Linked DNA regions of Mus musculus: regions 1, 3, 4, 5, 6 and 7 are each linked to region 2. Evidence: chromatin loops called from intact Hi-C (ENCODE). Cell type or tissue: left cerebral cortex. All regions are shown on one strand. Region 1 holds the start of Arrb2 (arrestin, beta 2). Region 2 holds the start of Gm12320 (predicted gene 12320). Region 3 holds the start of Gltpd2 (glycolipid transfer protein domain containing 2). Region 4 overlaps Gm12315 (a long non-coding RNA gene). Region 5 holds the start of Camta2 (calmodulin binding transcription activator 2). Region 6 has its middle 4.2 kb from the start of Pelp1. Region 7 holds the start of Inca1 (inhibitor of CDK, cyclin A1 interacting protein 1).

What was found. Hi-C counts contacts between places; a loop is a spot of excess contacts. Peaks named below come from ENCODE experiments on the same cell type or tissue, not always from the same donor. Only the 100,000 strongest peaks of a DNase experiment are listed, where the experiment ranks them.
Region 1: a loop joins it to region 2, with 2.4 times the contacts of the local background. A loop is called at or near these places in 14 of 42 quality-filtered maps.
Region 3: it touches region 2 in a loop (5-fold over the local background); 30 of 42 quality-filtered maps call a loop at or near these places.
Region 4: it touches region 2 in a loop (3-fold over the local background); 31 of 42 quality-filtered maps call a loop at or near these places.
Region 5: a loop joins it to region 2, with 2.6 times the contacts of the local background. A loop is called at or near these places in 25 of 42 quality-filtered maps.
Region 6: a loop joins it to region 2, with 3 times the contacts of the local background. A loop is called at or near these places in 15 of 42 quality-filtered maps.
Region 7: a loop joins it to region 2, with 5 times the contacts of the local background. A loop is called at or near these places in 5 of 42 quality-filtered maps.

What each region holds. Positions count from the first base shown.
Region 1 is chr11:70,430,033-70,434,032 of GRCm38, reverse strand. It overlaps Arrb2 (arrestin, beta 2), which reads right to left and starts at 1,453. Exons shown (of 15, transcript NM_145429.5): 1 at 1,280-1,453. The coding sequence starts at 1,302. In left cerebral cortex, a CTCF peak has its summit at 1,916 (motif pointing left); DNase peaks (open chromatin) are centred at 656, 1,001, 1,601, 2,252 and 2 more places; H3K4me3 peaks cover 2,183 bases; H3K27ac peaks cover 1,873 bases.
Region 2 is chr11:70,753,783-70,757,782 of GRCm38, reverse strand. Gm12320 (predicted gene 12320) reads left to right here and starts at 2,617. Exons shown (of 3, transcript NR_167739.1): 1 at 2,617-2,829. In left cerebral cortex, CTCF peaks have their summits at 1,942 (motif pointing right) and 2,646 (motif pointing left); DNase peaks (open chromatin) are centred at 1,954 and 2,835.
Region 3 is chr11:70,518,192-70,522,191 of GRCm38, reverse strand. It overlaps Gltpd2 (glycolipid transfer protein domain containing 2), which reads right to left and starts at 2,983. Exons shown (of 3, transcript NM_146020.1): 1 at 2,714-2,983; 2 at 2,309-2,475; 3 at 1,456-2,221. The coding sequence starts at 2,974. The coding sequence ends at 1,684. In left cerebral cortex, a CTCF peak has its summit at 1,974 (motif pointing left); DNase peaks (open chromatin) are centred at 1,454 and 1,927; H3K4me3 peaks cover 458 bases; H3K27ac peaks cover 305 bases.
Region 4 is chr11:70,627,917-70,631,916 of GRCm38, reverse strand. All of the region lies in intron 1 of Gm12315 (a long non-coding RNA gene), which reads left to right. Among named protein-coding and RNA genes, the nearest start is that of Gm12315, 6.3 kb to the left of the region's middle. In left cerebral cortex, a CTCF peak has its summit at 2,147 (motif pointing left); no DNase peak of the experiment used is centred here.
Region 5 is chr11:70,685,442-70,689,441 of GRCm38, reverse strand. Camta2 (calmodulin binding transcription activator 2) reads left to right here and starts at 1,337. Exons shown (of 23, transcript NM_001190376.1): 1 at 1,337-1,556; 2 at 3,001-3,095; 3 at 3,276-3,379. The coding sequence starts at 3,065. Inca1 (inhibitor of CDK, cyclin A1 interacting protein 1) reads left to right here. Exons shown (of 7, transcript NM_001252484.1): 6 at 298-457; 7 at 693-1,081. The coding sequence ends at 836. In left cerebral cortex, a CTCF peak has its summit at 1,618; DNase peaks (open chromatin) are centred at 863, 1,430, 2,136 and 2,735; H3K4me3 peaks cover 2,527 bases; H3K27ac peaks cover 2,864 bases.
Region 6 is chr11:70,412,234-70,416,233 of GRCm38, reverse strand. No RefSeq gene overlaps it. Among named protein-coding and RNA genes, the nearest start is that of Pelp1, 4.2 kb to the right of the region's middle. In left cerebral cortex, a CTCF peak has its summit at 2,078 (motif pointing left); a DNase peak (open chromatin) is centred at 2,075.
Region 7 is chr11:70,697,929-70,701,928 of GRCm38, reverse strand. It overlaps Inca1 (inhibitor of CDK, cyclin A1 interacting protein 1), which reads left to right and starts at 1,774. Exons shown (of 7, transcript NM_001252484.1): 1 at 1,774-1,871. Kif1c (kinesin family member 1C) reads right to left here and starts at 1,381. Exons shown (of 23, transcript NM_153103.2): 1 at 1,220-1,381. In left cerebral cortex, a CTCF peak has its summit at 3,656 (motif pointing right); DNase peaks (open chromatin) are centred at 502, 1,093 and 1,708; H3K4me3 peaks cover 2,175 bases; H3K27ac peaks cover 2,159 bases.

The sequences.
Region 1 (4,000 bases), 320 kb after region 2:
CTCTACATCTTCCCCAGCCACCTCTTGCCTGGTTAGGGAGCGGGCAGTGGGCACATACTGAGGCTGGCCAAGGAGGCAGAGTAAGGGAATGACCAGGGAGGTACCCAGCTTGGGGGGGGGGGTGCAGCTAAAGCAGATGCCTCTTAGCACTTCCTGCCATTCTCTCCATTTCCTGTGGCCCAGAATTTGATGAGATGGTAGGGAATTATGCCAAGTCAGCAGTCTTTCTCTGGACCATCTACCCCCTCCCTGAAGTACACAACGGAAATTTGGGGGCCTCCCCCCAAGTAAGTGACTTCCCCTTTCTCTGGGGTGTTTAACCTCAAATCCAGGAGGTCAGTCTTCCCTGTGGACATCTCTCTCAGATATTGGTCTTCTTAATGCTGAGATGCCTACTTTCTCATACTCTAAGGGCAGTGGGAGTGGTGGGGTTGATCCCATGTTTTGCAGAAGTCACTGCTCATAATCAGGCCCTTATTCTTGGTCCTCTCCGGCTTGAGGCACATAGCCCCTACCTATTCTTTAGCTCTTGCTCCTTTGGAACTCAAGCATTCACCCCATGTCCTCTTGGGGGTGTTGGGTCACAACAGGAAGTGGATTTTGCTATAGACCAAAAAAGAGAACTCTGGTATCAGTGGAAGGAAGGAGCTTCGATTGCACAGAGAACATCCGGGGAGAGGATGTGTGTCCAGGGGAGATACTACCTCTCCCCTCCACCCCCAGGAGAGGAATACAGTCCAATTTCAGCGAGGGTCCCTACACACTCTTCTCTCTCAAGAAGAAGCTGTTGCTCCTAGCAACCTAGAAGGCAGAAGTTTGGTAGCAGAGCTATCGGGCCCTTGGGACAGGTGGGAGCAATCAGACTGTGGGGTATTGGGCAGGAGGCTTTCCATTGGTTGGGCACGAGTCTAGGGGAATCCCTTCCCAGCATCCAGTCTCCCAGCACACAACCCCTCGGGGCCGGCCACCTGCTCCTCCTTCCTCCGCCCTTGCATCACAGCCTGCACAGAGAACCCAGTAGTCCGACTCCTACATCTCTGCGAGAACCCAGGCGTGGGTTTCCCGATCCCCATCAGGTCTTGCTTTTTGCAGGAGCCCTAGCACGCACGCTCCACTCCAATATCTCAAGGACCAAGGCTTGCGGCCCCGGACCGCTACCCTCTAGGGACCCAGGCGTCCGGCCCCGGGGTTTCTTCCCCGGTGTCCTTGTCTGTGGATCAACCTGGCACACCCCACGAGCAGCCGCCCATGCCCCGCGGCACGGCCCCACCTCCCTTACCTGGTCCCGGGTTTTTCTCCCATGGTGCGCGCGCGCTCGCCGCCCTCCGCCCGCCGGGTTCGCGGCTCGCTCGCAGCCTCCTCGCCTGCTGCCAGGTCCCCGCTCCTCCCCGCGCCACTGCGCACGCGCGTCCTCACTCTTTCTCCTCCTTCCCCTCCCCTCGCGGTCTGGGTCTCGGGGAGCCGGGGCCAGCTGCGTCAGCCGGATCCCGCGCGCCGCGGCGCAGCCCGCCCTCCTCGAGCTGGCTCCGCCCCACGCCTCCGCCCTCCGTTTCCCTCGGGGAAGCCTCCCCGCGCCGTCCCTACTCCCGATCTCCCCGCCCCTCCTCAAGCTTTTAGAACTAGATTGGGCCCCTTTAAAAGCAGGCGGCCGCCTTCGAGGAGATTAGAAGCAGCTGATTGGCCGTTGGTATCCGTAGCCCTGCAGGGATACCTCCCCTTTGTTTGCTTTCACTGTAGTGGAGGAGGGACGGGATCGAGGGGGCGGTGGGAATGAGCTCAAGTGCTGTCTAGTTCTGAGGGCCAAGGGCTGCCCACGTGGATGCACCGTATCAGTTGCGTGATGATGCTTGCTTTGGGACGCGCTGCTCATCCCTGAGCTTGCAGCCTCGTTTGGCCTGCCTTTCCCGCGTTCTTGTGGTCTTCAGCTCCCCCTGGTGTATCGTCTTTGATTTTTTTTTTTTTTTTTTTTTTTTTTTTTTTTTTTGTGCAGGGTCAAACATTAAAACATTTTTCAGACCTTGTCATCTCGACTGTCTATCCTAGCTATCATTCACCCACTCCATCCATCTCTTATTTTCTTCATCCTTCCCTCCCTCTCCATTTCGTGTTAGTCATTGTGCCAAGCCATCGGGACCAAACATGAATTATCATGGCCTAACTTTCCTGGGATCTTTGAGACATAGGAACAGGTATTATATTATGCTCCCAGGAATGCTATAATAGAGGTATGACTCAGAACATCAAGCAACTAAAAGCCCAAAAGCCTTTGCTTGGCCAGCGTGGGGGAGGAGGGAGTGCAGTCACTCACTCCATTGGATGGGAAATTTGAGGACAGACATTCTGAAGGATGGGCAGAAGTGGGGAAAGGACATTCTTTATAGACGAGTGCTTGTGGGTTAGATGGCAGGAGGCAGAGAGCTGCAGACTGTGGAAGGAAGAGACTGCGGAAGGCTTTGTATAGCAGGTGAAAGAAAGAGCCTGAGGATCTGTAGTGTTTATCTAATTTAATGTAATGTAATTTTCTGCTAAGGCCTCACGCATGCTTGGTAAGGACTCACCACTAAGCTCTGTCTTTAATCGCAGCCCAGCAATGATTTGATTGGATTTTGTTTTTCACCAGAGGAATGTCGAGATGGGATTTCTCTTTTCCGGTAACACAGAGCATAGCAAGACCGCTAGAAGATAAGCTAGTCAAGGGAAAACGATGAACAGGGAGTGGAGGGGGAACAGAGGGGCCATATTAGAGGTTCGTTGCTGGGGCAACATTGACTGGGTTTGGCAGAGGGTGAAAAGGGTGACTGACAGAGACAGGTTTTTCTCCTCTTCGGTCTCTTCCTTCTACTCTTACCCATTTCCCCTCAGTGGAATACCTTCATGCCTCTCTCTCCACTTTTCTCCATTTGAAAAACAATGTACACGAGAAAAAAAAATCTCAGATCATCTTTAATTTTTAAACATAGACCTTGTTTAACACCTGCTTACCCCTCCCCCGTTCTATTGTCACATTTTAAGTCTGCTCTTTCATTGTTACAATGTGTTACACTTTATGTGTCTGAGTGCTAGCCTGCATGTAAGCATGGTCATCACCATTTGTGTGCACAGTGCCTATGGAGGTATCAGATCCCCTGGAACTAGAGTTACAGGCAGTTATAAACCTCCACGTGGGTGCTAGAAAGTGAACCCAGATCCTCTGTGAGAACAAAAAGTGCTCTTAACCACTGAGCCATCTCTTCAGCCCCAATATGATTCTTTGAGACAAGGTCTCACTCTATAGCCCTGGGTGGCCTGGAACTCACAGGGGTCCCCCTGCCTCTGCCTCCTGAAGCAACACAGTCAGCTTAAATGTACTCGAGTTCTTAACAGTAAGCTTTTTGACTCATGAATTTATTCAGATTTGACCCTTGCTAAAGATCATGTTCAGAGGTAAGGCAGTCTATAGCTAAAGTGGAATTTGGGGGCAAGGGTCGTAGTTTAGTTGTCAGGGTGCTCGCCTAGCAATCATAAAACCCTTGTGGGAAGCTAGAGAGATGGCTCAGTGATTAAGAGCACTGAATACTCTTCCAGAGGAGCCGGATTCAATTCCTAGTACCCACAGCTCACAGCTGTCTGTAACTCCAACATCTGACACCCTCACCCAGACACACACGCAGGGGAAACACCAGTGCACATAAAATTAAAAATAAAAACAAAAACCTCATATTGGATCTCTGGCAAAACTGGGTGTGGTGGTGAGTGGGGGATCAAAAAGCCAAGGTCATACTCAGCCACATATCAAGTTTGAATTAGTTTGGGCTAATTGAGACTTTGTCTCAAACACACACACACACCAACAAAATATAATCAACAACAATATCAATAAAATAATGAGCTTTTGTCTACAGCAAGGAGAAAGACAATGGTCAGTACAGCATGAAATCTGTATAGCTTAGTGGGTAAATGCACTTAATGTCAACTCTAATGACCTGCTTGCGTTCAATCCCCAGGATTTACACGGTGGAAG
Region 2 (4,000 bases):
AATATCAGCTGCTTTGCTCCCTGTTTCCCCTCTCACCTGTGAAACATCTGGAACAGAGAGCTTCAAGCCCAGGCTGCCTACCTTGGGTTTTTGAGATTAGATCTATGCAGCCTGGGCCGGCCTAGAGCTCCTGGTCCTGCTGCGGCAGCTGACAGGGCAGGGATTACAGCTATGGGCCACCACACCTGGCTCCTCATGTTTTAAAATCACATTTCTCAAATTAGTTGACAGATGTTTCAGATTTAGTGCTATTGCAGTTTCAATTACATATGGGCCACATCACCTGTCTTAGTTCGATTCGGTGGCCTCTTGAGCTTAAATGGCATTGTGTTGGGATGCTAAAAGGAATGATCTTAAGGTTTGAGTGACCTTGTGACTCTCTGGTTGTTTGTCACTTCTCCCACAGGTACATAGCCACAGATAGGGGATGCTCTATCTAACAGAAGGGCCCTGGCTCAGACAGCTTTCCCTGTTAGCTGCTCTCATGCTCTTATCACCTGTACACACTTCTTGCCCCTGTCCATCCGATGTCTCCATACTCTTGAGTCTCCCCTGTCAGCTAGGCTGACCTCAGAATAGCTTCCACTCCCAACGTTACATGATGCTGACACAAAATGCATCTTGCTTTAACTGACGTGACCATCTCCTAAGGACAGATAGCACCAAGAGAACAGGCAGCTTTCCTTGAGCACCCTCTGTGTAACTTGTCACCCAGATCCCTCCTGGGTCATTGGCAGGGTCGGATCTTAATGTGTTGGATGTAGCACTCCTGTCTGACTCTTGCACACTAAGGCAGCACTCAGCAGGTGAATCTTTGGTACTCAACCCCCACCTCCAGCTGTGAAGATGCAAAGAATGTGGTGGCGCACGCCTTTAATTCCAGCACTCCGGAGGCAGAGGCAGGCGGATTTCTGAGTTCGAGGCCAGCCTGGTCTACAAAGTGAGTTCCAGGACAGCCAGGCTACACAGAGAAACCCTGTATCCAAAAACCAAAAAAAAAAAAAAAAAAAGCACCCAAAGGGCAATTCCTTCTCCAGGGTTAACTGTCACACCAGGGAGACCAGAGGGACCAGTTCTGAGCCACACCCAGAAAACTCATGTCTTTCCTGAGCTTTGATAACCAGGCTGTCCGGCTTGGGAGGTGGTTTGAAGAAATGTTCCTTGTCATCCAGGTGCACTGTGCTTGTGGCTTACAGGTAGGGCCAGGATCACTCCAACTGCAGGGAGTTGGGTCCACCTAGGAAGTGGTTCTTCTTTATTCCAAACACAGTCATATTGGGAACTAGGCCTTCATCATACAGACCTGACAGAGGGGTGACCAGTTCAGTTCACAACACCATGCCTCATCTAACTCAATAAAATTCTAATTTAATTTAATCGAGACAGGAGCAGATAGTGGGAGTACTTTTTTCCACTAGTACTTATTTTTAAATTTTTATTTTTATCTTATATGTATGAGAGTTTTGCCTGCGTGTATGTTTGTATGTGCATCATGTGTGTGCAGTGCCCAGAGTCCAGAAGCAGATATCGGATCCCCTCGAGCTGAAGTTACAGTTTTGAGCTACCTTGTGGATTCAGAGAAATGATCTTGTCTTGGAAAGACGTGGTGGTGGTGGGGGGGTGTCTAGGGGAGGAGGGAGAGAGTTACGGTTTTTTCTCCTGAAAAGTAATAAGAATGAGAGAGAATAGAATGCTACATGTCAGACAGCACCTGCCAAGCTAGGCTGTGTATCCTAGCAGTTACCACTGAGGTTTGCCAGAAGGAGACAGATCTCCTGGAGGTGGAGGGCAAGGGTTTGAAGAAATGTGTAGCGGCGATAAGGATGTTGTGTGGAAAAGACGATCCGGTATGGAATTCAGGAAACATGCCTGAAAGAGAAAGACACCGGCACACATTGAGGTGTTTTCTCCTGTGCTTCAACAATGAGACAGTTCCCTGGCTGGGCGCAAGGGGGCACCAAGAGACTGTGAACAAAAGTCACTCTGTGTGGCTGGAGAAGTGGATTAAAAAGGAACAGTCTTAGGGCATTTGTCAATCTGATGCAGCTGCTGTTTTGTACAGATGAAATGTTTCCAGTCAAGGGTTTAACATATCAATTGTGTATAAAATCCAGTGTATAAGCCGGGCACATAGATATTTTTAGAGTATGATTCTCATAGTATCCACAATGAGACAGTGGTACCACACTTCAAGTGATGGTGTCACATACATCTTCCAACAGTCGTGACCCCAGACCAAAAAGGACAGAGCATGAGACCAGCCTTGCTGGTCCCAACTCTGTTGGAATTCACCTCCACTCCCAACCTGGCCAGGGGGAGCCAGGGAGGACACATAGCTGCCCCCTGAATATGAATTTGAACTGAGCAACAGAGTTGAACCCTCCTCCATTAACTGGAAAAGTAGTAATTTGCAAGCTGGCATTAATGGAGTTAAAAGTTGTCTTAAGAAGACTCTCCCTGTGGATAGATGGTAGCTTCATCATAGCTGCTGCCCATTGTTAGAGCTCAGAATGTGGCGGGTATTTGCATCAATTAAAATGACACAATGGACAGAGAAGTTATGAGACTGGGAAGGTGGCAGGTTGCAGGTTCTGCCACCTGCTGGGCTTGCACTGGAGATGGAGCAGAGGTAACAAACTGAACCACATGGCGGAGCTTGTCACCTTCACGGAATTTCTACAAAAGTCACCAATTTCCCCAGCAGATTGGCGTTTGCTTTGTGTATAGAGATGCCTTCCGATGGCACCTGGCTCCGTGCTCCTGGTGGGGACATAACGTTGAGTCTACAGAATCATGTGAGGAGTTTTGGACTGCTCCCCTGGTTTTGTTGTAAGTAACCAAATGTTCTGTGGGCGTGTTTCCCACACTTTGCAAGTTTTTCATACAGATGTTTAATTCTTAAGTCGCTGTGCTTCTCCTGTTACTTATTCTGATTTTTAAGGATTGCTTTTTGTATTCGTAAAGGAGGGGAAAGTGCTTTTGAATTTAGCACAATCCCCAGGCTTTTGTGGGCCGTGTGATTTTTGGATCCTGAATAAGACAACCCTTCAGGGGATTTCCTGGAGAGCCAAGGGACAAAGACCTTCCTTTACTTCCTGCCAGAAGGTGGTTGTGAAACAGAGGCTCCACACTGGATCCAAAGACAAGGCTAGAACTCTAAGTGTGTCAGAGTAGCAAGCTAGCGGCATGTATGGGCTTCCTAGGAACCTGAACTGTCTACTGCAGCTTCTTAGATGAAAAAAACACAAACCTTTCAACTGTCACTTCGGTTTCTTCTGCTTGTTGCCAAACAATCAAACTGCTGCAGTGTTCTAAAAACTCCTGTTAAGTTTTTACACATTTATAGAGACAGGCATAGAAGCACAGGACGGTGATACCAGCACCTGGGAGGCAGAGCAGGAAGTTAAGTTTTTGAGGCCATCCTCCTCATCTATATACCGAGTTTGAGACCAGCCTGTGATTCATGAGATCTTGTCTCCAAAAATAGGCCCCCACCCAAAAAAAAGGAAAGGAAAAAAAAGATTTGTAGAAAAAAATGTAGATGAAAATAATTAAAGACTAAATAGGGAAGAGATCACCAAATATAAAAACAACTTTAAAATTTTCAATTTAGCATTATTTTATTTTTGAGGCCATGTAGCCTTGGCTGGTCTGGAACTCAGTAAATAGAGCAGACTGGCCTCAAACTTAGAGAGATGCCTTCCTCTGCCTCCTGGATGCTGGGATTAAAGGTATGTGCCATAAGGCCCCCCTTCTCCACCAAATGCAATGACAGCTTTCAACTTAAAATACAGGTTCAATCACAAACAGGAGAAGCAGGGCAAGGGCAACAAGATGGTGCCATAGGTTAAACCACTTGCCAGGCAAGCCCAGTGACCTGAGTTCAACCCCCAGGACCCAGAGTGGTTTCCAAAAGTTGACCTCTGGCCTCTATGCACAGACTTCTGTGGCACACATGTGCCTGCATACACATATCAAATACTCAATAAAAAAAGGAAAG
Region 3 (4,000 bases), 240 kb after region 2:
TCCAAGTTGCTACGTAGCCCGCCCAGGTTGGCTTTGAACTCCTGATCCTCCTCCCTCTACCTTCCTTTTGCTGGTAGGTTGCTATGCATACCCTGCTTTTTGTTTGTTTTGTTTTCCAGACAAGGACTCACTACATAACTCTGACTGGCCTGGGACTCACAGAGATCTGACTGCTTCTGCCTTCGAGTGCTGGGATTAAAGGCATGAGCCACCACATCAGGTGCCCACACTGCTTTTATATAGGTGATAAGGGATCCTAACCCTGTTTTTCACCTCAAGTACTTTACTGGCTAAGCCATTTCTCTAGCCCCCAATACTGACATTTTAAAGAATCACCTTTTGCTGGTCAGTTGTAGCACATGCCTTTAATCTCAGCACTCAGGAGGCAGAGGCAGGCAGATCTCTGTGAGTTCAAGACCAACCTGGTCTGCAAAGCAAGTTCCAGGATACCAGGGCTACGCAAGGAAAACAAACAAACAAACAAACAAACAAAAAACCTGGTCTCAAAAACAAAAACAAAGAACTGAGCAAACAAACAAAAGAATGACCTTTTATAGTTTAGTGACCGTACAACTGTAAGAAAGGCAAAGATAGTCCAGATGATACATAAAGCTGATTTAGACAAAGAAACTTGGGAAATGTGGGGAGTAGTCAGATTTTCATAGATTCAATGTTGGTATGGGGAAAGTCACGTTAACAAGATTTTGGATCTAAGAACCTGGAAAAATTGAATTCCTGCCTGGCAGTGATGGCACAGGCCTTTAATCCCAGCACTTGGGAGGCAGAGGCAGGCAGATCTCTGAGTTCTCGGCCAGCCTGGTCTACAGAGTGAGTTCCAGGGCTACACAGAAAAACCCTGTCTCGAAAAAAACAAAAACAAACAAACAAACAAACAAAAGAATTCCTTACTGAGCTAACGTGACTATGAAAGTACTATTTTAGAAGAAAGCATTAGAAACAGTCTGAAGCTGATAGGTGTGCTATGCCTAGTTGACATCCAAATGGAAATGCCAAATATCCAGCTGGATGGATAGAAATATATAGTTCAGAAAAAAAGTAGATTTGAGGTACGTTTGGGAGTTAGTCTAAGTTAGTCTAGGAAATGCTTTATGTCTTTCACATTCACTAGTACGGAAGTGACCAAGGAGACCTTTGTGGAGTGCCTGTTTGGTGAGAGGCATGGTGCACGGGCTTTAGGTTGGAGACAGAACACAGAAATAAATGTACTTTTGGTGGAGGGAAGTAGCACTCAGGCGGGACATGCTGCGTTGGCTGTGTGGAGGGCAGATCTGGACTGAGACTTGGTAAGCGCTGGCAACTGAAGCCATGGAGCAGCTGAAATGAGCTCAGGGGAATATGAGTCCTTCAGATGCAAAGAGCAGGGATAACAGGTCTTCCCACACCCTCCCCCAGCCCTTAAGCTAGCTCTCCAGTTATCATACATAACGCCGGATGTCGACAGCTACTAAAGCATTCTTTATTCTTCATTGCTTCTTCCAGCTTCCAGAGGCTGAAGATGAGAGGATCTCACACATCACTGAGACTGCCCTGCTGGGGGTGGGCCTTAACTGTGGTGACTTCACTAAAGAGGACCGCTAGCTACTCTCAGGCCGCCGGTAACCCTGAGTATGTACATCCCTTCCCAGAAATGCCTTTCTGGTCGGTCTCTTGATGCCGCGGCCATCAAGCCAGCTGGAGCAGGCCGTGGCCGGCCAGCAGGCCCTGGGTACGATTGTACACATCCTCCAGGACGCCGGCGGCCCGGGCCAGAGCAACCCGCGCGTCCGCCTCTCCTGTTCCGGGACACGCCAGCTGGAGCAGGCGACCGCGACTCGGGAGGGCCAAGATCGCCAGGCGAGCGGCCTGACGGATAAGCCATGGATGGTGCGGGGCCAGGGCGGTGCTGTAGGCTTCCCCGCACTGCGTGCCCGCATCTGGACCTCCAAGCGTCCCTGTCGCCACCCTGTGGAGGCAGAGCTGGGACCAGCGCAGCGCGCGATGCAACAAAAGTAGCGTTCGAGAGCCCGAGGACCCGGCTGAATGCCCAGGTTCGGTTCCCGGGCGCTGTAGCAATCCTGCTCCCCGCTCCCATGTGATCATAGTCATCAGCGATGTGTAGTGTGAAGCATTGGGGCCGTGCACACGAGCCTCGAGGTCGGTCACCTTGTTGAAGGCCTCGCTGGTGGCAAAGGCGAAGACAGTGCCAAGGGGAGTTAGGAACCTGTTTGGTGGTGGAAGTGGGGAGATGACTTGCGAAACCACAGAATCATTTGGAGGAAGATGGGCTTGGGGAAGGGAGACCACTCACCTAAGTAGTTCTCTCCATCCTGCCAGATACTGAGACAACGCCACATCCCCTTCAGGGCTCATACAGGCCAGGAAGGGGCTCACCATGCGACCCAGCGCCCCATGAGGCCCTAGACAGGGAAGCTCTTCCTTCTCTGGGACCACTAGGGGTCTGGCCGCTGGGCCAGTCTGGGAGATAGATATAAGAGATACATGAAAAGTTCCTAGCCTGCTAGGCCTACTTAGCCACTGTTGGGCCCTGAAGAATGTCCCTCAGGTTTAGCTGGGGTTCCTCCTGGTTATTCTTGACATCTGAAGGGGGGAGGGAACAGAGAGGGAGGAGCCTCCTTTCATTCGATTCTCAGTCTGGTTCCCCTGTTTCTTTGTTGCAGAGTCCCCAGACTCTGGCCTTAAAACTCAAACATACCTGGGAAGGTAGCGGTCTCTCTGGATTGCAGGACTGCACCCCTGCCGGGAAACTAAGCAGGGAGCCGAGGACTGGAGAAGGAGAAGGGAGTTTGAGTCCCCGCAGGCCGGACTGCTGGGTTCTCTGAGCTGGTAAGGGGAAGGGCCACTCATAGAAGAACCATATACTGATGTAAAGAAGTAACAGCGTTAAGATAGCGAAGGGAATTGCATGGCGGAACCAGCGTCCCAGGGCTGGGGACAGTGAGACCCCCATGACCATCGCTGGTGCACCTCACCTAGCTAGTTGGTGGCCTTTCCCTTCCCGTGGTGTCCAGAGGTGCAGAGAGTTAATAATTAATCTATTAAGGACCCCTCCCTTGTGTCCTTTGCCCTAGAGGTCAGATCCTAGGGTGAGAGACATAATGACGATTTGGGGGACATAATATGTGACCTGTCTCTGCATTGCCTTTACCTGTGGGGCTAGCTTGTCGTAAGAGGCAGCGTCTTGTGGGTTCTCCTTAAATCTGGACACGAATCCACTGTAAGCTGCAGATAATGGGCCTTTGTAAATCTCATGTGAGGATCAATTGATAACGCATGTGAAAGCATTCCAAGTGGAAAGCTGACCACAGTTGCCCAATACGTCTTACTTGTTAAGGCTCGAGGATGGGGCTTTAGGCTCTCTCTCTCTCTTTTTTTTTTTTTTACATTCTTGCCGAGAGGTCTGGAAACCTTGGGAATAAAAATTTCAATTCCCCAGGAAGCTTACTGGGCTTCTCTGAAGGAGCCACTGACAAAGAACCTTTAGCCAATGATGGCCTGAGTTAGGGAGGATAAGGCTGTAGCTGAGTCTGCTTGTGAGACTCCTGGCTGAAGAAGATAACAAAGCCAGAACTGAGCTGGCTTCCAAAAATCTTCAGGGTCTCACCAATTATAATAGAACTAACCTAGCACCTAATGAAAATGGTACTAATGTTACTGCTTTGACCCTTACCAATCATATTAGAGGTTACCTAGTCCTTCTGGGAAATTCCCCTAGACCTGCCTAAAAGGATGTCTTGCAAGCCCCTCAAGTCATTGCCATTTTGTTGTGACCCCTGCATGCTGGTAATTTCTGCAGAATAGACGCTCTTTGCCTTTGCACACTATTTGAGTCTGGGGCCTTCCATCAGTGATTCTTGGACATTATAATTTAATTTTTTGAGCTTCACTTTAGCGTTTCATTCATTAAATCAGTCATTACTTTCCTATGGCAGGCCCTACACTAGACCCCCAGAATACAAAAGTATTTTCATAGCTGGGCACA
Region 4 (4,000 bases), 130 kb after region 2:
CGTAAGTGTGCCCATGTGTATGTGCAGACAGAGCACTCATACACATAAAATAAGTAATCCAAAAAAGGTTTTTAAAAAAGGTTTTTACTTGGACTCGAAAGATGGCTCAGCAGTCAAGAGCACTAACTGCTCTTCCAGAGGCCCTGAGTTCAATTTCTAGCAACCACATGGTGGCTCACAGCCATCTGTAATAGGAACCCATACCCCTCTTCTGGTGTGTCTGAAGACAGCTACAGTGTACTCACATACATTTAAAAAATATTCTTTTTTTTTAAAGATTCATTTATTTATTATATGTAAGTACACTGTAGCTGTCTTCAGACAATCCAGAAGAGGGAGTCAGATCTTGTTATGGATGGTTGTGAGCCACCATGTGGTTGCTGGGATTTGAACTCTGAACCTTCGGAAGAGCAGTCGGGGGCTCTTACCCACTGAGCCATCTCACCAGCCCAAGAAAAAAAAAATCTTAGTTTGGAGAAAAATTCAGTCACGAGCCAGGCATAGTTACCCTGGCCTGTAATCCCACCACTGTGGAGACTGAGGCAGGAAGAGCTTTAGGCTAACCTGGGCTACATGATGTCTTGGACTGGAGTTCCTTGGGCTTAGCCCATTTGGGGTTGTCATAGTTTCATCTTTGATGCTGTAATCCTCTCCCTTTCCTGCTCTCTCTTTTTTCTCTCTCCTTCCTTTCCTTTCTCTTTCTCCTTTCTTCCTTCCCTTTCTTAGAATTTCACTATGTAGCCCAGATAGCTTACAACTCTCAATCTTTCTGCCTCTGTTGCTGTAAGGAAACATCTCTGTTGGCTCTGACCAAAAGCCACCTAGGAGGGGAAAAGATTTATTTGGCTTATACTTCCAGGTCACAGTTCATCACTGAGACGAGTCATCAGAAGCTGAAACAAGAACTTGAAGGAGAAACCATGAGGGACTTTGCTGTTGGTTTGGTTCTCCGGCTCCCCTGTAGGCTCAGGCATAGCTAGCTAGCTTTTATTGTTTTTCCTTTTATTTATGCATATATGTGTGAACCTATATTAATCACATGTTCAGGAGCCCCCTGAGGCCAAAAGAAGGCCCTAGGTCCCCTGGATCTGGAGTTACAGGTGACCTTCCTGCCTCAGCCTCTAGAGTGCTGGATTTTCCAGAAACACCAGCAGGCATGGTTATAAATGGTTGGTCTCCTTCAGCAGCCGAGAGCAGTCGGGGCTTTTGTTTTAAGTGTATGTGCCCGGGTGTTGTTTCTCCTCTTCCTCTTCTTTCCCACCACACTCCCCAGCTGTCTGGGGCAGAAAGATCACTGAAACCAGGAGTTGGGAACTAACCTGAGCAAAGCATCAAAACACTATCTAAAAGAGACAGAGGAGCAGGGGGAGGAGGAAGAGAGGAGGACAGCAGGGGAAGTGGGGTGGAAGGGACCGATTCTGAGTCCCCGGAGCAGTCTATGTGTGAGTGCAGTGGCTCCAGCAGGGCTTGCATGGCCGGCCGAGTCACTGATTCAGCTCAGGCTTGAGATCTAGCTGAGGTTTCTCTGGACTCTAAACAGGAGCAACAGGAGCAGCCTCTCAGCAGAGCGTTCTCTGCTTCTCTTGGCTTTAGCTCTGGGGCAAGTCCAGGAGGAGAACTGTACTTTGCTCATCTGGGCCGGATTAGTTACTGTATAAAGTCCTACAGCCCTTGCCCGGGCTCTAGGACACCTTGCCTTTTCTGGTTGATGTTGTTGTTGTTTTTGTTTCCTGTTTTTTTTTTTGTTTGTTTGTTTGTTTGTTTTGAAGCAGGGTCAAACTCAAGATCCTCCTGCCTCATTTCTGAGTTTGAGGCCAGCCTGGTCTACAGAGTGAGTTCCAGGACATCCAGGGCTACACAGAAAAACCCTGTCTCGAAAAATGAAAACAAAAACAAAAAAATCAACAACAACAACAAAAAAACCAACAAAAAACGATCCTCCTGCCTCAGTCTCAAGTGCTAGCATTATTACATTTGCAGCTTTAGATCTGACTTTTTGTGTTTCTTCTAGCGTCATTTTATTACAGTGCACTTTGGAGTGGGGTGCAGATTACAATTCGGGAACTGGGATTGAATTTAGAGACTTGTTTTGAAGGTTTATTTATTTTTGTTTTATATATGTTTGCCTGCATGTATGCACGTCTGGTGCCCTCTGGGGGTCAGAAGAGGACATAAACAAAGCTGTATACTAACCATACCAGTGGATTTGGGTTGATGGGGAAAGTTCACAAGGCCCTGCTCCTAGATGAAAAGCTCCAGTCCCTGGCTGCTGGGGAGGGAGAATGGCTTTTCTCCCCGGATGAGGCCTCTGTTTGGTTTCTAAGCCGAGTGGTCAGCCTTAAATATTTGCACACAGGAGCAGCCCTCAATGCACAAGAGAACTTGTTCTTGCAGAGGACCTGAGTTTGACTCTTACCACCTACATGGTGGCTTACAACTGTCTGTAACTCCATTTACAAGGGGTCCAGTGCCCTCTTCTGACCCTTCTGAGCACAGGGCATGTACATGATGTGCATACATACATAACATGAAATTTTAAAACTTCTTTCTCTATGGGGTAGGGGATGGCTCTGGTTAAGAGCACCGACCGCTCTTGCAGAGGATATATGTTCAATTCCCAGCATCCACATGGTGGTTCACAATCACCTGTAACTCCAGTTCTGACTTTCATGGGCACATGGCACACTGACATACATACAGGCAAAACATTCATACACATAAAATAAATCTTTAAAAAAAATCCTCGCTGGTGAGAGGGCTCAGTGGATAAGAGCCCTGACTACTCTTCAGGAGGTCCTAAGGTCAAATCCCAGGAAGCACATGGTGGCTCACAACCATCCCTAATGACATATGACACCCTCTTCTGGTGTCTAAAGACAGCTACAATGTACTTACATATAATAAATAAATTCTTTAAAAAAAAAAAAGGGGGGCTGGTGAGATGGCTCAGTGGGTAAGAGCACCCGACTGTTCTTCCGAATGTCCAGAGTTCAAATCCCAGCAACCACATGGTGGCTCACAGCCATCTGTAACAAGATCTGACGCCCTCTTCTGGAGTGTCTGAAGACAGCTACAGTGTACTTACATATAATAAATAAATAAATCTTTAAAAAAAATCCTCAAATCCCACCCCACCTCGCCCCCCACTCCCACTCCCCTCTGACTGAGGACCAGGCTGTAACTCTCAGCTACTGTTCCAACACCATGTCTGCTGCTAGGATAATGGACTAAACATCTGGAATTAGCAATGCTTCTGAGAAGACCAGACATCATCCTTGGACTTGCTGCCCAAGGATTTCACAGAGTCAAGATTTCCCAATAAGATTTACATGCAGCTAATTAAAGATAAGAAAGCAGAGTCACAGTGTTCAGCTGCCGGGAGAAGCCAGAGGAATCCAGTTCTGGGGTCATCTGGTGGTCTAAGAGCCCTGTAGCCATCATTGTGGGTTTCCAAGTTGTGTGGGCCTCCTGTTATCACAAAGGCCTCTAAAGATCCTCATTAAATCTAGGCCTACTTCACCATTAAAAAAAAGCAGACATGTTTTAATGTCTTCTTTGTTTTTATTTTATTTTTTTTAAGATTTACTTATTTATTATATGTAAGTACACTGTGGCTGTCTTCAGACGCACCAGAAGAGGGCGTCAGATCTCATTATGGATGGTTGTGAGCCACCATTTGGTAGCTGGGATTTGAACTCAGGACCTTTGGAAGAGCAGTCAGTGCTCTTACCCGCTGAGCCATCTCACCAGCCCAAAGCTTTTCTTCAAATTTCACAGCTTTTTTTTTTTTTTTTTTTTTTTTTTGCTTTTTCGAGACAGGGTTTCTCTGTATAGCCTTGGCTGTCCTGGACACCAGGCTGGCCTCGAACTCAGAAATCCGCCTGCCTCTGCCTTCCAAGTGCTGGGATTAAAGGCATGTGCTATCACTGCCCGTGTTTTTATTTTTATTTTTAAAGATTTATTTATTTATTTTATGTAAGTACACTGTAGCTGTCTTCAG
Region 5 (4,000 bases), 68 kb after region 2:
ACTCTCAAACATGATTTCTATAGTATGGAAAGAAGCAATTGAGGGATGGAAGTCATATAAGCTGGAAGGCGTGACATGGCCCATGATTACAAGAAAGCACATCGTTAATTGGGGGTCACTGTTTGGCCCCTGGATCAAAAATTCTTGTCTGTGAAGAACAAAAAGTTGGGGTGAATTGAAGGTCAGTGGTAGCACCTGTGATTCTCAGCAAGAAGTGCTTCAGGCCAGGGGTGAGGGATGAAGAGACTGGAAGACTGACCTCCAGGCACTAGTCTCCTCCATCTAATGTCTCCACAGACTGAAGAGGGCCCAGTGGGGCAGCTCTGATGCTACACCTGAACTTCCAGCACTTGAAGAGGGCTTTGAACTCCTAAGCACTACAAAATACTTTGACGTGGAAGAAGAGAGGGCAACCTATCCACAGAAAGAGACTTATTCTGTCACTCCCAGAGATCAGGTAAAACTGGAGAGGAACACAGTAAGGTTAGGGAGGAAGTCAATTCATAATCAAATGGGGATGTGGCAGAAGCCAAGAGCCAGGTAGGATAGCTGGTTTAAGGACGAAAAGTGGTCAAGAAACTGAGCTTTTGAGGGTATGTGCCTGAATTTGGCAATTAAGAAATCTGGAGAGAGTCCTGTTTTTCCATTCTTGCTTTTCTTATCCCCTTGCTCTCAATTGCTCTCACCTACAGCTGCTTTGGACTCCCTGGACTCCTGTAGGCCAGCAGGGGACTTATGCCTCTGGGCAGCTAAGCTCTTTGACCTACAGCACTGCTACAGCCAGAAAGAACCCCGTTTACGATCCCCAGGCGATGGAGTTGGAGTCTGAGGAGTAGTGGGAAATCATCCAGGCCCAAGCTACGGGACCCAAGATCAATTCAAACATCAGGACTCCCTAGTGCTGGCTTCAGAGCGGATGTTTTCTATCTCTGTTGTCTCCATCCCATAGCGTAGGCATTCACAGCCCACTTGAGTTCCTATCTAACTGCCCAGTACACTCGCAGCCGGGTTTTTCTCTAGGCCAGAACCTGGTCTTGTGTTCTCTCTGTTCTGTTATTAAAGAGCACCAAATAGTCTTGTTTCTGTGCGAGGTAGTGATGGAAGGGGAATGAAAAGGCGGACTCCGTTGATTTTTTTGAGGATTCAGGACAATGAAGTTAGGCTAGGTCCCTAAATTTGCCGAGTCTCGCCCGAGGCCAGAAGAATTCTGCATTCTCAAGCACTCTCCTTTGCCTCCAGGGCTCTGGCCCTGGACCTCTGCCCACGCCCCATCCTCCTGCGCCCACAAGTCACGTCAATCGGCCGAGCTTCCGCCTCCGGATCCCGGTTCTCCTCAGCGCTATTGCCTCTTTAGGGACGGTCCAGCAGCGCGTCTCGTAGACTGGCCCAGAGTCCCAAGTGTGCTGACCCCAGGTTCCCTTCCCGACCCCCGTTCCCTTAATTGGGAGGCCCCGCCCCGTGCGCACTGACGTCGAACGCCGCTGTCAGCCGGCGCTAGGGGGGGTCGGTTTGGGGTAGAATGGCCGCTGCCGCCGTCACCCGCGGGACCCCGGGAGGTAAGAGCCAGGGCCTCTAGCCCGCCTCTCCGCCCCCGCGCCAGGGGGCGCAGCTCCACGCGGCCCGGGTGTGGAGCGCGGCGCTGGGGACCACCGTCCCTCCACCCCGTTTGCCCCCACCTCACCGCTTCCGTCCTCTTTCCCCGCGCCAGGGGGCGCCGCTAGGCGCAGGGCCCCTTCACGGATCAGAGAGTGCGGGGAGAGTCCCCAGACCCCCTCCCCGGTCTCCCGCACTGCCCCTTGCTGCCAGGTGTTCATGAACTCTGCTCAGCTGCTTCTCCAGAACATCCGGGTTTGCGGGCGGGACCCCCTCCCACCTCCGGGGTTCTCCCAGGACCCCTGCCCCCTTTGGGGAGAGCATCCCACCCCCGGCGACAGTCTTAGACCACCGCTCTCAGGCCCGCAGTCTCATCCGGCTCCAGCTCTGCACCCTGGCAAACTGCCTAGCCAGAGCTGCGCACCTGCACCCTGGGGTGGACTTTTTATCCCAACCCTAGCCTCTCTGCACACCTCCGATCCGATCCTGAATGGGCTTCCACCCCCTCTCCATCCCCGGACACCTGGCAGAACCCGCGCAGAGAGCCTCCTCCAGCTCCCATCTGTTCCTCAAGAGGGCGGAGGCTCAGGCTGGAGCCAGAGCAGTAGAGGGGATATGGTAGGCTGGGAGCCAGAGAAGAAGCAGAGGTTGGGGAAATAGGAGTGTTAGGGTGAAGTAGAATTCTAGCTGCAAAGAGGAAGCCGGCATGTCCCACCCGGAAGCTTACTCCAACATGTCTATTCCAAATTCTCCCAGCCCCTGACCAACCTGAGAGAGAGCACATGAGGTCAGTTATCAGCTCTACCCTTCCTCTTAGAAAAAGTCAGAGAGAGAAGGAAATTGGGGTGTGTCTTCAAAGGCCCAGCTTGTTACCGGACTTGGACTTAGATCTGCTTTCCTTCAGCATCCAGGTTTTCTTGCCAAGCCATCCTCCTCCTAGGACCAGAGCCCCAGCTCTCACAACTTGCCTACCCTTCCCTCTAGCCTTGCTCTCCCTTCCTAAACGTACCCTGAGTTCTTTTTTCTGTTTGATTTTTCCGTGGAGAAATAGATCTACTAACTGACCTCACCTACTCTCTCTCAGGTCGGTCAGGGCCTGTGAGAATCTAGGTTAGACATGCAGGATCCAGCTTCCTGCCCTAGGGAATGCTCCAGCACTGTGAGCATCCCCCACTCATCCCTTTCTTCTGAGCACCCTGTTCTGTCTTGTCTCCCCACTCATGTTGGTTCCTGGTACTATGTTCTTTCATCTCTGTTCTCTGGTTCTGCTGTCACATTCTAGTTCCACATTTTCTTCATCTTTCCCAGATGTCAGCACTGAGTTCTAAACCCCTTTTATCACACCAAGCTCCTCATCTTGGGTTAATGTGGGGGCTTCTTCCATGACCTTATTCTCTCCTTTTCCAGCACAGACTCCCCCTCCCCCCGGCCCCTCAGGCCGGGGGTGACCTGGCCCCCTGGAACCTTCACCATGAATACCAAGGACACCACTGAGGTTGCTGGTAAGTTCACAAAATGGGTTCTCAGTTTGGACACAGCCTTTTTTTGCTACTCTCTGGCCCTCTGAGTCTTTGCTCCCCTTGTCTCTTGTCCTGGTTACAGTTTCCCCAGGGTTCTGGATTATATTTGGCTCTCTTCCTCTGTTTTGCCTCTAACAAGGCTCTTCCTCCGGTCCCCTCTAGAGAATAGCCACCACCTGAAGATCTTCCTCCCCAAGAAATTGCTGGAGTGTCTTCCTCGATGCCCACTGTTGCCTCCAGAGCGGCTCCGATGGAATACAAATGAGGTTTTCTAGGGAGCTTGGGGGATTGGGACCCAGCAAACCCTGGTGGAATGGAGGAGGTGGAGTGCTATGTCTGTGGACACTGGTTGCTGAGCACTAGTCTAGGCCTTTCGGAGATTATAGAATCACAAAGTCTTGGACCTTATGGGAGTCCATTTCTCTTCGGTATAATCCATCCATACAAAACAACAGCGTAATATTTCTTCATATTGAGTACCATGCTGTGTATCTGACCTGTATTAGCTCATGTCACTCTAGATGTTAATGAAGAGAAAGTGATTAGTTTTGTTTCTATGTGTTAAATGCTTGGTTTTGGATAGGGTATCATGTAGTCCAGGCTAGTCACACACTTGCTACATAGCCAAGGATGACCTTAAATATCCAGTCCTCCTGCCTCTACCGCTTGAGTGCTTGGATTCTAAATGTGTGCCACAAAACGTAGTTAATGAAGTGCTGGGGCATGAAGCCAAGGCCTTGTGCATGCTAGGCAAGCCCTCTGCTGACTGGGCTACTCCCTTGCCCTGGCTTTGAACTCTCAACCCTCCCGCTTCCATGTCCCTGCTCAGGTACATATGATGGTGAAGACCAGAGAGGTCTATGTCAGATATCTTCCTCAGTCATTCT
Region 6 (4,000 bases), 340 kb after region 2:
TTTTTTGTTACTTATTTTTGCTTTGTTTTACTTTTTGTTTCTTGATACAGAGTTTCTCTGTGTAGCCCTGGCTGTCCTAGAACTCACTCTGTAGACCAAGGCTAGCCTGAAGCTCAGAGATCCATCTGCCTCTGCCTCTACCTCCTATGTACTGGGATTAAAGGCCAGAAGACTCACTTTCAGTCTGGATCCTTTGAGGTGGGAAAATACAACTTTAATCTAGATCTTTTGTTGTGGGAAGAACCAACTTTAATCTGGGCCCCACTTCCTGCTGGAAACCTACATAAAGGACGTGGAAGGAGACTGCCTTTGCTCTTTGCCTGCTAGCTCTCACTTTGCTAGCAAGTCTGTTCCTTCGCTGGCATTAGAGCCTGCTTCTTTGGGATTTGGGCAAATACTGAAGACCAGCTGCAACATCCATCCTGAACTGAACAACTGCTAGATTCTTGGACCTTCCACTGATAGACAGCCATTGTTGGACTAGTTGGACCACAGTCTATAAGTCATTCTAATAAACTCCCTTCATGAATACATGCATGCATATGTACATACGTACATACATACACGCTACATTTCTTAAGTTCTGTTCCTTGTGAATTTGTATTTAAACACTAGAGATTGTCAGTCAATTAGAAGGTAGGCTGGCCCCTCCTTCCCTCATCCTTCTCTCCCCCTCCCCTCCGTTTTTCTTTTCTCCATTTCCTGAGACACAGAGTCTCATTCTTTTCTCCTGGTTGGCTTTCAGTTGCTGGGCAAACGTGCCCCTCCCACCTCAGCCTTCCAAGTTGCAGGGACTATGGGCACTCACCGCCAGATGTAAGTATGTTTCTGATAGTAATATGAGTTACAGAAAATTCACATCGTTGGTGGAGAGACAGCTCTGTGGGCAGGAATACATACTGCTTTTGCAGAAGACCCCAGTTTCATTCTCAGTTCCTATGGATGGCTTACAACCACCTACAATGCCAGCCTCAGGGGGATCTACCCTCTATTCATGTGTACATACCCATAGACAGACAGACAGACAGACAGACAGAAGACAGACAGACACACATATACACAAGTTAAAAATAAAAAAATCAAATAATTAAAATAAAAAAGAATATTCACACGATACGTTGGAGGAAAAGTCTCTTTAGCAAATAGTGCTGGACAGCCATGAGGACCTGAGTTCTGATTGCACCATCTGAGCTGGGCCTGGTCTTTCACATGCGGTAACACTAGAGCTATGGACACAGGAGGATCACGGGCTGCCAGACTTGTGTGTGTTTGGTGGTGGAGGTGGGGCAGGCAGTTAATCCCAGGGTCACTGAGAAATCTTGCTGCAAAGGAATAAGACAGAATACTGGAGGAGGACACCTGCTCTGGCCTCCGTGAGCTCATGGATGGATATACACCTCTAAACACATGTGAACATGCACCTCACATAGCAACCAAACAAAAATAAGTCACACGATGATTTAATCAAATTACAATACCTCTGCACAGCCTGATGTAGTGCCACACATCTTTAATCCCAGCAGTTAAGAGGCAGGGACAGGCCGGGCATGGTTGCGCACGCCTTTAATCCCAGCACTCTGGAGGCAGAGGCAGGTGGATTTCTGAGTCTACAAAGTGAGTTCCAGGACAGCCAGGGCTATACAGAGAAACCCTGTCTTGAAAAAAAAAATCAAACAAACAAACAACAACAAAAAATCAAACCAAACCAAACCAAACCAAACAAAACAACCAAACCAAACCAAACAAACAAACAAAAAAGAGGCAGGGACAGGTGGATCTCTGTGACTTTGAGGCCAGCCTGGTCTATGTAGCAAGTTCCAGTCCAGACAGGGCTATGAAATAAGGGGTTTCAAAAAAAGAAAGAAGGAAAAGCTTTTACACAGAAAGGAAACCAACAGAGTGTGATATTCACCTGATACCCATTTGACAGGAGGTTACTAGCAGGAACACACATATAAGACCCCCAAGCTGAGGGCTGGAGAGATGTCTCAGTTGTTAAGAGCACACTGATTATTTCTGAACCCGGACTACAAACACCTGTATTTCTAGTTCCAAGGGATCTACTGCCCTCTTCTGGTCTCTATGGGTACTGCATGCATGTGGTGCACAGACAGGCAGGAAAACACATAAATATTTTTCCTGCCAAACATTAGGCATAGAGTGAGGCCAAACTGAAGAGCTTCATCAGGTCCTTCCCCTTGGAGCTCGGGAAAGCCCACGGCAGAGGGAAAGGAAGAATTGTATGAGTCAGAGGGGTCAAGGACACCAGGAGAACATGGCCCACAGAATCAACTAAGTAAGTTCATAGGGACTCACAGAGACTGAAGTGACATTCAAGCAGCGTCTATGGGGCTGCACTGGGTCCTCTGCATATACACTATGGTTGTTAGCTTGGTGTTCTTGTGGGACTCCTAACAGTGGGAGAGGGGGGGTGTCTCTGACTCGTTAGCCTCCCTTTTCCTCCTGCTGGGTTTCCTTGCCAGCCTTGATATGAGGGTTTATGTCCAGTCTTATGTAACCTGTTATGCTGTGTTCAGCAGACATTTCTGGGAGGCCTGTTCTTTTCTGAAGGGAAATTTCAAAGGAGGAGTGAATATGGGGGAGAGGGGAGATGTGGAGGCCTGGGAGAAATGGCGGGAGGGGAGGCTGCAGTAGGAATATCCTGTATGAGAGAAGAGGAGGAGGAAGAGGTGGAGGAGGAGGAGGAGGAGGAGGAGGAGAAGAAGAAGAAGAAGAAGAAGAAGAAGAAGAAGAAGAAGAAGAAGAAGAAGAAAGAAGCCCAAGCTGAACAGACAGTTTTCAACAGCCAATAAATACCAGAATAGATGTTCAACCTCTTCAGCCATTAGGGTAGCACAAACTGAAAGACAGGAGCGGTGTCCTGAATGCCTGTAATTTCATCAGTAAGGTGACAGAGGCAGAAGGATCAAGGTCATCCTCGGAGTGGGAAGCTCAAGGGTAGCTTGAACTGTGTGAGTCTCTCTCTCTCTCTCTGTCTCTCTCTCTCTGTCTCTCTGTCTCTCTCTCACACACACACACCACCACCACCACCACCACCACCACCACCACCACCACCACCACCACTAGAACTTTACAACAGTGAAAATGTACTTCATCCTAGTCCATATAGTTATTATCAAGAAAACTACCCGTGCCAGCATGCCGGTGAGGAAGAGGAGGAAGGAAGGATGCAAGTGTCCCCTTAGACACTGCCAAGGAGTGTTAACTTAGTCCAGCCGTTCCTGAAATCCACACAGTGGTGTTTCAGAAAGTAACAACACAACTATTACGTGACTCAGCTATGCTACTCCTGAGCACCTGAGCACACACTGCTGAAAGCGGCAGGTGGCAGAAGAGCTGCCAGGAACCCATGTGCACCGTGGCACTGCTCACAGTAGCTAAGTCACAGCATCTAGGCTCATCAAGGAAGTATATTCAGCTGTGACGAAGAACAAAAGCATGTCACGTGCAGGAGTCAGAACTGAAGATCATCATGAAACCAGGCAGATCCTGAACACAGGGTCATGTGGGCTTAAATGTGTAGAATTTAGGATTCTTTTTTCAAGTTGTGAAAGTCACTGTAATAATTGGGAAGAGAAAGGGGGACCAGTGTGTAGGGAAAGCAAAAGTCAAGAGAAGGTGATCGTTGTGAATATAACTGAAGTAAGTTATTTACAGACATGGAAATGTGCCCATGAGAGCCGGGTGTGGCGGTACAAGCCCATAGGCCCAGAACTTGGAAAGCTGAGGAAAGAGCACGCTGGTGAGAGAGTCTAAAGCAGGATTCATAGTGAGATGCTGTCTGAGGTGTTGGAGCAGGCGGAGAGCTGGGTGTGGTGGTGGTGGTGATGAATCTTTTAATACCAGTACCCAACAAGCAGAAGCAGGGAGATTGTGTTAATCCCAGTAAACGAGAACAAAGATCATTACCCAAATTCTTTTAGTTGAGTTAAGCAAGCTCATATTAGCCCCACAAACTGCAAGGATAGGAGATTTTTCC
Region 7 (4,000 bases), 56 kb after region 2:
AAAAAACCCAGTCATAAAACTGGAATCTGTAATTCTTCTCCAGGGTCGGCAATTCTCACATAGAGCTGACAACCCCCACACGAGGCAGGGCCACTACTGATTGGCAAAGTCCAAGGGCTAGTGGAACAGCCTGTAACAAGGACTCACAGGGCCTGCTGGTGATCCCCAAACCCCTTGCCCAGCCCCCAGTACTTCCTCCTCAGGATCCAGGACAATGGGCAGGGGAGGGTGGGGTCATCCTGTATGCATAATATCAACACCCCCCCCAGGACTCCTCGCAGGGAGACCCAGAATACCTGTATCTTCAGGGGGGGGGCTACACCCAAGGAGGGGGGCTTCATGAAAGGAAAGCCAAGGGAAAAGGAAACAGGTTGGTCCTAACCCAACCTGGGGCTAGTGCTATGGCGTCCACTAGCCTGGGGAAAGTGCCAGGCTGCAGCCTAGGAATGTGGGTGATCCGGGTGCCCACACCCTAGGAGGAGAGTCTAAGCAGCCCACGCCCACGGATAGCAGGGTGAAGACTTCAAAAAGAAAAAGAAAAAAAGAAAGAGATCAACGATGCTGCACTCCCACCTGTAGCCCCCAAAGACCGCCAATTTCTGTCATGCTATTTGGGCCTCACCTCCCCAGCCTTCCTAGGCAGAGCAGGGGAGGAGTGAAGGGGCTGGTTTATCCCACCACAGGAAGGGAGTAGCCGAAATCACAGAGACTGGCTCAGGAAGACTAGTCCTGACCCCCAAAACCCTAACTAGGGGAGGGAAGGGCACCAGGGTGGACAGGCAATATGACTCGTCCGAAGCTAAGAAAACAAGGAATTGGGTGGCAAGAATAGGGTACAGCGGGGTAAAGATATAGGGAGTAGGTGCAGGGTCTGCAGGTCCTGCTTTAAAGGCGCACTGGGGAGGAGGCTAGGTGGGGCAGACCGACTCCAAAGGGGGTCTCGGGTCACCTGCACCTTGCCCACTGGCAGGTCTCCAACAAGCCCCCGCCTGTCCTCTCTGGGCGGCCATGAGTTCCTGGTCCTCCAGTCCAGCCAACCGACGGCTGCCCGGGGCCTGGCACCTCTCTGCGCCTCCGCGGGATAAATAGCACATGATCCGAGCTCTCGCGCCTAGCCCGCTTGGCCGGGTCGTGCAATCGGGACCTCGGAACTCCGGCTCCCCGCCCCACAGCGCATTCCTCCGCGGGCGTCCCCTCCCTGCCCCCCACCGGCTCTCACCTCGTCGCGGCAGGACTCCCCGGCGGAGAGCAAAGGGACAAACTTTCTGGGATGCCTAAGACCGGCGAGGGAGAGACCGGGGGCCAGTTCGGGGCTGCCCCCGCCCCTCGCCGGGTCCCCGGGCGGCGGGCGGCGGATCGCGCCCCGGGGGCGGCAGCAGAAGCGGCGCCAGCGGCCGGCGCCCGCCCGGGCAGCGCGAGCTGGGGCGGGAGCGAGGGGCGGGGGACGGACGGACGGGCGCGCGCGCGGACGGGCGAGCGGGCACGCGCTGTCCCGGGAAGGAGCCACCCGGGTCACTCTAGTTAAAGGGGCAGTGCACTCTGACAGTAGGGCTCGCCGGGCAGAGACAGGGAAACTGAGTTGCGGACACTAAGGGAAAGCAAATCACCAGAACGTGGGAAAACTAGCGCTCCTGAGGAGTCGGGAAAGGCGAGGTCGGACGCAGGAGGGGACTTAGGCCGGAGCCGCGCACGTCGTCGCCGTCAGAGGCGCGCCTAGGGGGCGGGGCTTAATGGCAGACCACGCCCAGGAGGCGGTCCCCCTCAGGCCCGGCCTTCAGGCGAGCCAGGCAAGTGGGGCGACCGGGCTCACTACGGAGCTGCTCCTTCCTGCCCGACCTGAGGTTCCAGAACTCGCTTCGCAGTTGCCTCAGGTGATGGGGCCAAATGCAGAGACGTCGCCGACATAGCCGCACGGACGCTCTCTTCTCAGATAGCCTTCTGGTTTGACTCCCGGACCGCCGCCTCAGCCCGTCAGCCCCAGTCAGCCCCAGTCAGCCCCTCAGGCTCAGGTGGCCTCTTAGGCCGCTGTTGCCTTCTCAGGGCCGGTGAAGGAGACCCCTGCCTGTCCAGCCTGGTTTGCCCATGTCCCTAAGCTCACCACCCCAGTTTTGCCTTCCTGCCTATTACCAAAGATTTGGCTATAGACCCCAGTCTTCCTGCCAGAGGTCGCCTTGGCCCCTTTAGACCTAGTTCTCCACCCCCCCACCCCCCACCCCCCCCCCCAGTAAGGCTACCCCAACACCAGGCTCCTCAGCCAGGGCGACACCTTTCAGATGCCCATCCACCCTCTTAGTTGTATCTTGCTGCCAAGGTCTTGACTATCCCCTGGTCAACTATCCATTCCGTCTGGCTGCCTTAAACCCCTTAGATCTAGGTCACCCACTCAGGCACAGCCATCCAAATTCCTCATTGCTCCTTTAGTTCTAGACCCCCTACGAATTCAGGATATCCATTTTTTAGATCTCACACTAAACAGCCCAACTCTCGACCATCTGCCACTTCAAGATACTCCTTTTGCTTTTAATCTTCCTCAACATTTCTCAGCTCAGTTTAGCTGCCCTTGATTTTGTTTTGTGATGGACTGGGTCTCTCTTTGTAACCCCTACCCCCAGGCTAGCCTTAAACACTCAACCCTGTGTTAGCTGCCTGAATGCTGGGGTCACAGGATTGCAAAACTATGCCTGGCTCACTCTTTGGATAACCTTTGCTTGTAACATTTTCTGATTTTGTCCTTTATGCCAGCCAACATGCACTCCTAACTTACCAGGCAGTTTATTGTTTAGGGTCCCAGGGCCTTGGGCATGTCGGCAAGCTCTCTGCCACTTAACTGCAGTCATATTGCTTCCCCAGCTTTTTTTTTTGTTGTTTCATTTTGGACAGAAATCTTGTTTTAAACCAGTCTGGAGTCAAAACTCAAAGATTAAGTCTCCTGAGCCTTTGGGATTACAAGTCTGTATATCACTCCTGGCTTTTACCTAGTATTTGTTCATTTATTTAATTTTATTTTTCTGGACTTCTCTAGAATTCTTTAAAAATAATTAAGTATTTTTGTGTTTCATGTGTGCATATGTGTAGAGATCAGATCCAGAGATTGAATTTAAGTCATCAGGATGGGGCAACAAGCAATTTTATCCATTTGTCCATCTAGTATATACTTTTTAAGATTTTATTTTTAAGCTGGGCAGTGGTGGCATATGCCTTTAATCTCAGCACTTGGGAGGTAGAGGCAGGCAGATCTCTGTGAGTTTGAGGACAGCCTGATCTCAGAGCCAGTTCCAGGTCAGACAGGGATACACAGAGAAATGCTGTCTCAAAAAGAGAAAAAAAAATAGTCTTAATTAATTACATATGTGCTCATATTTGTGCATGTGGGTGTATGCCGGTATGGGTGCCTGTGGAGGTCAGAAGAGGGTATCAAATCCTCTAGAGGGGAGTTAGGAGTTACACGTGTAAGCCATCTGACATGGATGCTGGGAACCTAACTCAGGTCTTCTCCAAGAGCAGCAAGCACTCTTAACCACTGAGCCATCTCTCCAGCTCTCATAGCTAACATTTTTAATATTAATACAATTATACACCCCTGTCTTTCTCCATATCTAGTATTTTTTTAAGATTTATTTATTACTATATGTAAGTACACTGTAGCTATCTTCAGACACACCAGAAGAGGGCGGCAGATCTCATTACAGGTGGTTGTGAGTCACCATTTGGTTGCTGGGATTTGAACTCAAGACCTTCAGAAGAACAGTCAGTGCTCTTAACCGCTGAGCCATCTCTCCAGCCCCCATATTTAGTATTCTTAACCAGCTAGCTTCCTACCCATCTTGGCTAGCTGTGAAGTCATCTTTGCTGGCTCTGTGCAACTGAGGTGTTTTTGTTGTTTTGTTTGGATGAAGCAAAGATGGAAGGTTTGGTTTTGTTTTTTTAAGATTTATTTATTTATTTTATGTATGTGAGTACACTGTCCTGTCACTGTCTTCAGACACATCAGAAGAGGGCA